2 separate regions of the Homo sapiens genome follow, and region 2 is linked to region 1. The links are chromatin contacts, found by Hi-C or POLR2A ChIA-PET in ENCODE. All regions are on one chromosome and are shown on one strand. Each heading gives the region's core, a stretch centred on a gene start or an enhancer-like site at or near the end of the contact. The rest is flanking DNA. Distances are from core to core; before and after follow the strand shown. Region 1 overlaps PLXNA2 (plexin A2). Region 2 overlaps PLXNA2 (plexin A2).

Region 1 (5,229 bases), core at 429-2,928:
TAAATGGGCAAGGGGGTTGGAGACTCTCTAATCCTTGATGAGGGATTTGATTTTTCTTTCTAGATAGGTATTGCTGAAGGATGACACTGACTGCCCAGAATCATGTTCCTATGACCAGGAGATGGGAAGTTACAGTGTCTCACCAGAAGGAAACTTACCCTCCTTCATTCTTTTAAATATGGGGAAACTGATGCCTCCAGAGAGGAAAGTCATTTGCCTAGGCCATCATCTGAATTACCAGAAGAATCAGGGTAAATCCTGAGTAACCTGGTCTAGCCCAGCATCCTTTCCCAACTTGACAACAGTTTCACTCAGCACAGACAAGAGTGAACACTGTGTTTAAAAACTTTTAATTAGCAACATTAAAACAACCTAGGCCCAAGAGAGTTCCTGAAGATGTTCCGAAGGGTCAAATTAAAATAGGGAAAGATTTGCATATTGTTTGCATATGCAGACTCATTCATTCAATAGACCATTAAGTGTTGACCATGTATAATGCATAGAGCTGTCCACTGACAAGTCATTTGCATATGTAGATATAGATAGGGCTGTCTTTCTAAGTAATATTCCAGCAAAAGTCTCCTTCTAAATAGGGCTGCCAGGAAGATAAGTACCTTCTTGATTTCTTTTTGCTGTTTTCAATGCAACAATAGCACTATTACGTATGCTTTTGTATAGCAAAAAATAAAATAGAATCCCTGCCCTCAAGGTGGTCAAATTCTGGAGAAGCGCAATGATGTATAGATAAATCACAAGATAAGGTTATTTATTTGTACATCAGAGCAATGCTGTAGAAGAGATGTACTATGTATTCAATGATTAAAGTAACTCATAAACGCATACCACCAGGAAGGGACCTGTCCTGGTTCCCTCCCTAATTGGGGTCACTCGGGGGACTCACCCTCTCCCTAACACAAGAATCCAGAGCTGGTTTATCCAGAGATTCTCTAGTGAAGAGCAGCCCTTTATTTTACAGAAGAGGAGATGAGAGGTCTGAGGGGGCAGTGACTCCGGAGAAGAAAGGGTATACCAAGCCGAATGTGGAGAAGCAGACAATGATTGACTATCAGTAGTTTCCTGACAGCCATGGGGAGCAGCCAGCCTGGGTTCAAGCCCTGGCTCTACTGCTTACTGCCATGTGACCTTGGGCAAGTTGCTTCACCTTTCTGTGCTTCAGTTACCTCACCTGTAAAATGGGCATAATTATGGCATCTGTTTGAAGATTAAATTAATTAATGCATAAAAAGCACTCTGAAAAGTACCAGGAACCTACTACCCGCTTAGTAAATGGTAGTAGTAGTAATTATATTTTTACAGTTGTGCCCCCATACATCATCATCAGGCCAAGCCCTGCAGGTCATGCTTTGCAAACAGCCACACCTAAAAAAAGCTTAACCACCCTGCCTTGCCTCTCAGCCCTACCTTATTTAAGCTGTGTTGAAATCTAACTAATATTTTTGCCGTGTTTTTCTTATTTTAGTTTACAAACATGGCCTCAGCTAATACACCAGTCCTATGAGATAAGTATTATTGTCCTTGCCTTTTTTTAACAGATAACAAAACTGAAATTCAAACTGACTAAGTAATTTGCCCAGGGCCACCAAGCTGTCCAACAGCAGGGCTGGGACTCCACCCCACACCTCTGAAGCCAAATCCACACCTCTTCAGCTTCCTGAGACAGCGCCCCCTGGCTGCCCTGTGGCTGCAGAAGGCTCCTCCCCTCCTGCTCTCCCCACACCCGGCTCCCAGTTAGGAAAAGGGTTCAGAGGCGGCTTTCTGGGCTCCAGGAGGCCAGCACAGACTCAGTAACTCCTCATTTGACACCTTCAAGGAGATTGGAGTAGTGCACTGTTTAGTTTAAAAAACCAATAAAGGAAAGCAAGCACTGCCCCGGGCCCTACATGGACAGTCAGGGGAAATGCCTCTGCAGGTGGTCAGAATGCAGGGAGAAAAAGCACCTCGCCCCAGGAAGTTACCGCGGAGTTTCTCCTGCGCAGCCAGCCAAGCGCCTCACGAGCATGATCTCCCCTCTTCACAAGAACCTGGGAAGACAGGTATTATCTCCCCCGTTTGACAAATGAGGAAGGCCAGGTGCAGCAATGTTGAGGGATCTGAGCTAGGTGTGTCTATGACTTTTAGGAGGCATAGCCGGGAGTGAGGAGCCTGTCTGTGTGGCTGCAAAGCTCCTGGACTGCTCGCCCTCCCCTAGCACCAGGAGAGCCCATGCAGAGACCCCAGCGGGAGACATCATGACTCCTCTGCATATTTTCTTACCCCCATCCAAAGCTCGTCGGTCTGGCAAAGGAAAAACCTTTTCAAGGAGGGCAGCTGCAGAACACATGTGAGGCATTGAAGCCCCGATTCAGCTTCTCTGGTGCTGTTTCAAGTGTGAACCATGCAAACCCATATCAGCTCAATCCCTGGCCCTAAGTAAGAGGTTCTCAGACTCAAGAAAGCCTCCTGTGTTCCCCATCTTAAGTCTTATCCAGCCAGACACAGGGGGCCCCGGAATGACACCCCAGAGCTCTGCAGCCTGCTTTTCAGCTCCTTCCAGGAGCGCTCCCTTGTGTTCCCTGCGTTGAGTTTCAGTAATTGAATGTGTTTTATTTAGACCATAACATTTAGTGCCACTTTGGATTTCCAATTAGGCTTCAATCAGATGCCGAGAGTCTGATTCGTTTTGTTGTTTTGATCAACACGAAAGATGGCAACATCAGAGGAGCCGTCATGAAAAGTTACTGCCATCCACTGATGACTAGGACGGTTTCTGTAGTGTGAAGATGCAGGTTCAGAGGTGTCGAGAGCGGCACCATGCATCAGGAAGAGGGGCAGAGGCAAAGGGGAAGTCAGTGAACCCCTGGAGACAAGCGCAATTGGAAGTCCTGGGGTGCGTGGCCGGGACTTGGCAAGGTCCCTCTGTATGTGGGCCAGGGCTCTGGGTGCCCCTGAGGGAGGGGAAAGGTGTTGGTCTCCACCCCAGCAGATTTCTCATACAAATGGTTCAGGCTTGAACAGCTCCTCTCAGGCCTTTTATCCAGGGACATCTTTGTGAACACAGGGTTCCCATGAAGTGGGAAGCTGACCACCACTTTTTGATTTCTTTAGTGAAGGCCTCTGAACTCCTCAGCCAGAAGTGACCAGCTGTACTCATTTACAGAAATATGTGGGGGGCTTTTTCTCACCACCTGTGAGTTCTGGCCAGCCACTGGCACATGCTGTCTGTCAGATAAGGTTTCTCAATGGGGTTGATCCTAGGGACAAAATTTGGAATCCAACTTTGAACTGCCAGGGAGTTTGTTGCGGGAGGGAGGTGGCAGGATGGCAGAGGGGTGATGGGAGAGTGGCCGGGGAGGAGTAGGTAAGAGTCTGCCTGTGCCAATCATCAAGAGTCACTCACCACACATCTGAGTCAAGGTCAACTGGAGCCTCATTTTCCCCATTGATAAAATGTGTTTGAATGCCCCTTGCGGCAATGACATTGGGTGCATTCCTTCTAGCCATGAATGTGTATGGAATGGAGGCTGTGTGCACAGCGCTCGGAGGCTGACCTGGGTTCGAGTATGCATGTGCTTGTGAGAACAGAAGTTGGTGGGGTTGGTGAGTGAGATGAGAGCAAACGTTCCTGTGTGTTCTGGGGGTGTTAGTGTCTACACTATGTTAGTGTTAGTGTCTTCACTATGTTAGTGTTAGGCTCTTTCATATGCCATTGCATGTACCCACTGGGGGAAATGTGTGTTCAAGCCCTTCTCCTCCCAGCTTTACACTGTTTTTAGAGCCCAGCTTGGCTGCATTTCCAGCTGGCCCTTTGATCTTTCTGTAGCAGGCCAGCTCAGGGACTCAGCTTTTCAGCCGCAATCTCCACTTCATAGAGTGCATGCCTTGTGGTTAAGTTCCCTGAGCCTTTGCCACTGTGCCTCAAGTTACCTCCCTCACCTCACCTTGTTCCCCCCAGTTATGACTGGTCCCCACCTTGCAAACAGGTTGGGGTTTGAAACTCCCACCAGGTGATGAGAAGGCTGACTGTGTCATCAGCTGTTGGTGACTTAGCAAACAGTCTGGGTTCAGCCTCTGTCCCTCAACTAATATTTAATTATAAGAAAGAGGTGGGCAGAGATGCAAGCCAGGTAGAAGGAAGACAGGAGAGGGAAGAATGAACTGAGATGAAAAAAATGTTCTAGCCACTTAGCCATTAAATAGCTCATCAAACAGCCTTTGAGGACCAACTGTGCTCACAGCAAAGAGCTTATCCTTGCACTATCACACATACATATGGAAAATAGACAAGTAAGTAGTGAGTTACAATACAGTATGCAGAGTGCTGGGATTACAGGAGAGGGCACCACCCAATATAGCCTGTGAGTCAAGGAAGGCTTCCTGGAGGAGGTGATGCTCTAGGTGAATCGTGAGAGGGGAGGGGCTCACCCAGTGGAATAAAAAAGCAAAGAAATATTGTTCAAGTTAAGGAAAGCTTGGGAGTGTGAGAGAGTTTGGTATATTCAAGGACTATTTCCCAAAACTTGATACTGGCAGAGCTGAAGGCAAGGATTAGGAGGCATCCATCCTCACAGAATTTCTGCAGCATGCAGGTGAGCAGCCTTCAGGGGGGCTCAATCCACCCACCTTTCCTAAGAGGGATTCCCCCAGCCCCAGCTGCTACAACATAGAACTTGGTAGGAAGCCATCATGCACCCAGCCCCTGGTGCTCTCTGTGGCAAGCTCACCAGCAGGTCCTCTGGACATACCCTGTATCTAAGTAACATCATCAGGAAAAAAGATGCTAGCTCTGGCAGAGCTCCAGTGCTGAAGCCCGTTGTAACCTTGCCAATCCCCTCCCCTCAGGACAGCCATTTCTCTGACTGTACAGCAAGGAAGATCTCTGCCCATCCCAGGTTCATGGAAAGAGGATAAAGGAAATGAGATAGTGCACCCATTTCAGGCATTCATTGTATCATTTCTGCAGCATTTATTACAGGCAGAGACCTTGCCTGTCTGGGCTGCTTCTGTCTCCCCAAGAGATACCACAGCATTTGGTACTTAGTAGGTACTCAAGAAACACTAGGGCTGGGCGCAGTGGCTCACGCCTGTAATCCCAGCACTTTGCGAGGCTGAGGCGGGTGGATCACGAGGTCAGGAGACCATCCTGGCTAACACGGTGAAACCCCGTCTCTACTAAAAATACAAAAAATTAGCCAGGCATGGTGGCGGTCACCTGTAGTCCCAGCTACTCGG
Region 2 (5,326 bases), core at 2,357-4,856, 38 kb after region 1:
AGGTAATAGCAGACATCAAGCAGTTGGTGGCCACTTCTCTGATCCCCTGAGCTCCTTATGAACCTACTGGTCCATTTCAAGGGAGCTGCTAGAGAACAGAGAGCCCACATGGAACAGAGAAGCACAAACTCTAGGGAACACGCAGCCTTTAGAAGCAGCCTCTTGATGAATGACAGCCAAGGTGAGGAGCTAGCTATCTTCCACCAACCTAGTGAGCTCCTGGTAAACCTCCAGGTTGGTGATATTTACTCCCATGAGCCATGGCTAAGGCCTTGTCTGTGAAGGGCTCGGCTCAGGACTTGCTTTCAAGTTTGTGTGGTGCCTTGCAATTAATTTTCATGTCAAAATGAACAGGGGCTTAGATGGATTTTGGTACCTTTCCCTCTAGCGCCCCCACCCCTAGGGCTTTCTAATGCTGGAGAAGATGGAAACATTAATTAATAATAATATTAATAAAGACCATTGACCCTACACACATTGAATAATTAATGACTGTAACTTCAGTGTTCAAAGCTGGAAGACCACTTAGACCAACATCCTTCTTTTATAGATGAGGTCAGGGGAGATCAGTGAGCAAAGTGGGTCACAGCAGGGCTGGACCTGGAGTCCAGGTCTCCTGAGGCATTTCTTTGGCATCATCTCTTTGCTCCTCCCACAGCTTAGCCTGGTAGTGAGTGATGCTCCTGATCTATCTGCGGGTATCGCCTGTGCCTTTGGGAACCTGACAGAGGTGGAGGGGCAGGTGTCCGGGAGCCAGGTCATCTGCATCTCACCTGGGCCCAAGGATGTCCCTGTCATCCCGCTGGATCAAGGTAAGAAATATCTGCCATGAGAGCCACAAATGAGGGGCTTCTCTATACTGAGGGAGCTGGGGGTCACAAGAACTAGGCACACAGTCTTCTTATACCAGATACTAATATTGGCTTAGACAACTTGTTTACGTTTGAAAGCAAACTGTCATGCCCCAAAGTGAATTTCAGGAAAGAAAACACTTGCTCCACTTTGAGTTAAGGCTGCACAGAACACAGCGTCTTTCCAGATAGCCCGTCCCTCCTAGGAATGGAGTGGCTTCCATCAGTAGTTTTTTAGCAGGTCTCTCCACAGAACTGGGGGCTCAGACCTAATATTTCTGAAATCCTTTCAGTAATGGAACATGACTGACAAAGGCAAGGGGCTCCGTGGAATCTGCTTCTTCCTCCCTGCAGGCAGAGGAAGTCTGGGTCTGAGGGGTGGGCTGGTATTTACCCAAAGAGGCTTCCTTGGGAGGAGAAGAGACGATTCAGGCAGGTTCCACATAGTATCTACATCCTAAGAGAGCCCTGTGGTGGCTTCATGACTTACATTTTATTTTTGTGGCTGTCCACTGGGTCCCCCACGTTGTTACCCAACCCCATCCTTTTTTGTTTGTTTTTCCAGACTGGTTTGGGCTGGAGCTACAGCTGAGGTCCAAGGAGACAGGGAAGATATTTGTCAGCACCGAGTTCAAGTTTTACAACTGCAGTGCCCACCAACTGTAAGTGCTTATTAGAAAGGGTCTTGCTCTGGGTCTGGATGTGGGTATGGGCTTTCTTCCCCTCGATGCTAAGCTCCTTTAGGGCAGGAACCACGTTGTAGTCACCTCACAGTTTCCCCATGGGGCCTGACACTTTGTTTGGACAGAGTACACTGTACATAAATACTACCATATTAAACCAAATGGTATTTACTCTCTATAGTCTCTGAATCCTTGGATGCCACCCCAACACACCTAACCCCCAACTCTCAGGCCAAGATAGTAAAAAGAGAGTCAGAGAACAGGAACCGTAAAAAAAGTTCTTCATTTTCCATCACTTGGTGGTGACTTTGAAGGTAGAGGCTGACAGTGAGTGGAGTATGGACATGTCACCCACAACCAGATGAAGAGGGACTCCGAGATAGCGACTCGGCTATGCACACAGTCACCCACAGAGGAGGAGCAGGGAAGGGGGAAAGTAGCCTCTCTCAGCACATGATAAAAAGACCTGGATGGGGAGGTGGAGCAGAGGCCTTCACTCCATCATTTTTTAAATCCATCCTTCAATATTTTCAAGAGGAAGGGAAACCAGACAGGCCAAACCACAGCCTTCAGTGGGGCTTGACTTTAGTTCTACGGACCTCACCAGCCATTCCAGCAGCTGAATGCCTGCCAGTTGGTGCCCACACGCTATGAGACCCCACAACTGTGTGAGAAGCTGGGAACATTTCACAGGGAAAAAGCAGAAATGGAGGGAGTGAAACCCCTACTTAGTTTCTGCTGATCCTCCCTGGTAGAGAAACTGAGACCCTTTCCACAGAAGCTGGGAACTCATACACCATTTGGTTTAGAAAGAAGGAAACACAGGCCTCTGTAATAGAGCCACATAAGGGTCATAGGACCAAAAACCCTAGACATTCAGCAAGGGGAGAGGTCAATCAACAGCTCCATATCAGAGGAGGCAGTGATTCGGAATGTTTACGGACTCATCCTTCCCATTGTCCAAGGCAGGAACCACTTGGGATCCACATCATAGTCAGGTCTTCAGGGGTATCCAGTCTGTAGGGTCCAAGCTATGGGCATGAAGGACTCAGCAATCAAGATGGGAAGAGGGTCTGTTTGCAGCTAAACCCTAAAGGAATCTTTAGTCATTAGAAGAGGCAAATAAGCTAGTCCTCCTTATTCTCCATTTTTCTGAACTTGATTTTCATAATTAGAATAATCTTCTGGAGTTCTTTGGTCTCTACATTAGTCAAGGAAGGAGCCCCATTGGGACAAATAAATAGATGTGCTGAGAAAGACAGAACAAGTGATAGAAATGGCCTGGTGGGAACCAGGGAGGGCAGAAAGGGACTGAAGTTGAAATAGACAAAGCTGCCCTCTAACCACTGCATTTGAATCCCAGCAAACCCTGCTTTGGGAATGGCAAGCATCTGGGCAACAGAACTTCTTACCTCCTTCTCAAACTCCAACATGGTGGTGATGGAATCCATTGTTTGTGAGAGCAATCTTATCTCCATGGCAACAGAGTATGATGTCACCACTTTCAAAGATGTATTGCTATGGCAACACAGATGCTGTCACAGGCAGCAAGTTTTAACAGAAAAAAAAAAAGCAGGTCTCCTTGACAGCAAAGATTCCATTTTAATGCCAAACACTGCCTCTCTTGCCCTTCTCTACTGGAATTCAGTTAAAATTCATGGAATCAAGTATAGTCCCCTCCTTTTAATAATTTGCTGTAATAAAAGTAAACTGAGGCCCACAGAAAGATTAGTGCTACAATGAAGGTCACAAAAGTAGCCAGCGGAAGAGCCACATCTAGCTAGAGCCCCAATAACCATCCTCCTTAGGCCCTTGGTCCATTTTCATTATTTACTTGCTGAATCATAAGATGTTACCAAGAACCAGTCTATCTGAGAGTACATGAGATAGCATGAAGCTCAGAAACTAAAAAAGTCTGGGCAATGGAGAATGGGATAAAAATGCTCTGAATGGGAAGATGAAGTGTAAATGGGCTAACCAACCCAACATACTATGGCCTGTGAGCCGGTGACCCCTGGATCAAGCCCCAACCACCCAAATGTAATCAGAGCCCCACCAGGTGGCGCCAGACTGCAGACCTGGTCCTGTCCATTCCAGGTTGGCCTAGTTGTGAAAGACTAGATAGAGTAAGGGGGCTGCGAGGAGGAGCAAGACTAATCCCCCCTACAAAACCCATTTCCATTACAATGACCTGATCACACACAGAGAGCCAAAAGAATATACACAGTCTCCAGGTGAAATTGGAAGGAAAGAAGTGCTCACCCTGGCAAGAAAAGCACATACCACACACATATCCTACTGTTCCATGCCTGGGGGAGTGGGACAAAGTTACTACTTAATACTATTAGCTCCCCCAAGCCCAATAATACAGATGATATGAACCAATTGTTAACACTCAAATGTTATTTAAGAGGTTGAAATAACAGGTAATTTAAGCGCTTGACAATAATACTCACATTTAGCATGGCATTTTTCGAAACCATTTTCTATGCATTATCTCATTTGACACCAAACAGCCCTGTGGCATAGACAGGAATGTTTTATTACAGGCGGATGAAGATACTCCAATTCAGAGGGTGAAGTGACTTACTCAGTGTGACCCCAGTGGCAGTGGCAGAAGCAAGTCTATAATCAGATATGCCCAATTCCTGTCCCTGTACTCTGCCGGCTACCCTGTCTTTACAAGCAGTGAAATATTGGGAACTGTTTAGCTACCAGCATTCAGAAGAAAACCTAGTTTGCAGCATTGCCAAATTCTGTGGCGCAACTATTTCCACCATGGCCGATTTCAAACTACCACCATGATGTCTATCAGCTTGCAAAATTCCTGAAAATGTGAATAATCAGTTCTCATGAGCTTATAGAAGCACACCCCTGCTTTGTCAGTTATACTCTTATCTGGTCTCATTTTCTTTCCAATTTTCTGTTCCCATGAATATCATGGATGGAGAATCCACAATTCTTGGTGCTAGAGGATGGCCCACCAGTCTTCCCTCCTGAGAATGAGACTAGGATTTAAACACAGGTTAACAGACTTCTATCATGACACATGCCACCTTCCCTCTTTGTTCTCTTCTCTTTGCCTCTCACCATCTCTGTCCTTGCAGGTGCCTGTCCTGTGTCAACAGCGCCTTCCGCTGCCATTGGTGCAAGTACCGCAACCTCTGCACTCATGACCCCACCACCTGCTCCTTCCAGGAGGGCCGGATCAATATTTCAGAGGTAAGAAGGGCTTACCCTAACATGGCAGTGTTCCCAGTGAGTCTGAGTGGCCCCTCCCTCTTTAGATGGTCAGTCCAATGGCTTGGCCATTTTCTTGCCCTGGCCCATCTTGGCCGTCTTGCCAGAAATTCTGCATGCTAGAAAGCCCTGTTATTATAAAGCTCAAAAAAGTAGCAGCAAATGACCCCAGAGGCAGAGGCTATGTCTACTAGACTCCTAAGACTCTATGCATTCAAAAGCTTGAAGGTAACTGGGGGTTGAGACTGAAAGCTTAGAGGAAACATATTCAACCAAACAGACTCCCTGGTCTAGAAGAGTGTAGTGAATGGCATTTATTCTTTGAGTCTAGCCCTTTGCTTGGCTGCAGACATAGTCTAGTTCAATAGAACTTTCACTCGCAACCATTCTTTCATGCCAACTTCTCTTCCAACTCTAAAATTCAATGATTCTTTGACTCTGATGTATAACTGGGTGGGTGGCCTTGTAGAAAGTGAGAAAAAATCAGCTAGTGAAAAGAACCAGGCATTGCTAAAAGTCCTGTTTTATTATACAGTCGAAACTCCATCCCTA

The links. A loop is a pair of places that touch in the nucleus more often than their neighbours do. ChIA-PET counts read pairs that join two places held with the same protein, here RNA polymerase II (POLR2A). Pooled maps may share reads with other maps.
Region 2: a loop to region 1 is called in a map of PC-9, with 7 times the contacts of the local background. The contact joins two enhancer-like sites. A Hi-C loop is called at or near these places in 5 of 168 maps with a recorded cell type or tissue (HAP-1, MCF 10A, PC-9 and 2 more) and 3 of 50 pooled maps. POLR2A ChIA-PET finds 5 or more read pairs at or near these places in 4 of 52 experiments (HEK293, MCF 10A, WTC11 and 1 more).

What each region holds. Positions count from the first base shown.
Region 1 is chr1:208,128,825-208,134,053 of GRCh38, reverse strand. The region is part of intron 4 of PLXNA2 (plexin A2); the gene reads left to right. LOC124904500 (a long non-coding RNA gene) reads right to left here. Exons shown (of 2, transcript XR_007066851.1): 2 at 313-5,229. Among named protein-coding and RNA genes, the nearest start is that of PLXNA2, 110 kb to the left of the region's middle. Within about 2 kb of position 1,678, at least 11 of the 41 ENCODE cell types and tissues checked have a DNase peak (open chromatin) inside an H3K27ac peak, as active enhancers do.
Region 2 is chr1:208,092,216-208,097,541 of GRCh38, reverse strand. It overlaps PLXNA2 (plexin A2), which reads left to right. Exons shown (of 32, transcript NM_025179.4): 7 at 659-812; 8 at 1,417-1,513; 9 at 4,642-4,756. Among named protein-coding and RNA genes, the nearest start is that of LINC02767, 140 kb to the right of the region's middle. Within about 2 kb of position 3,606, at least 2 of the 41 ENCODE cell types and tissues checked have a DNase peak (open chromatin) inside an H3K27ac peak, as active enhancers do.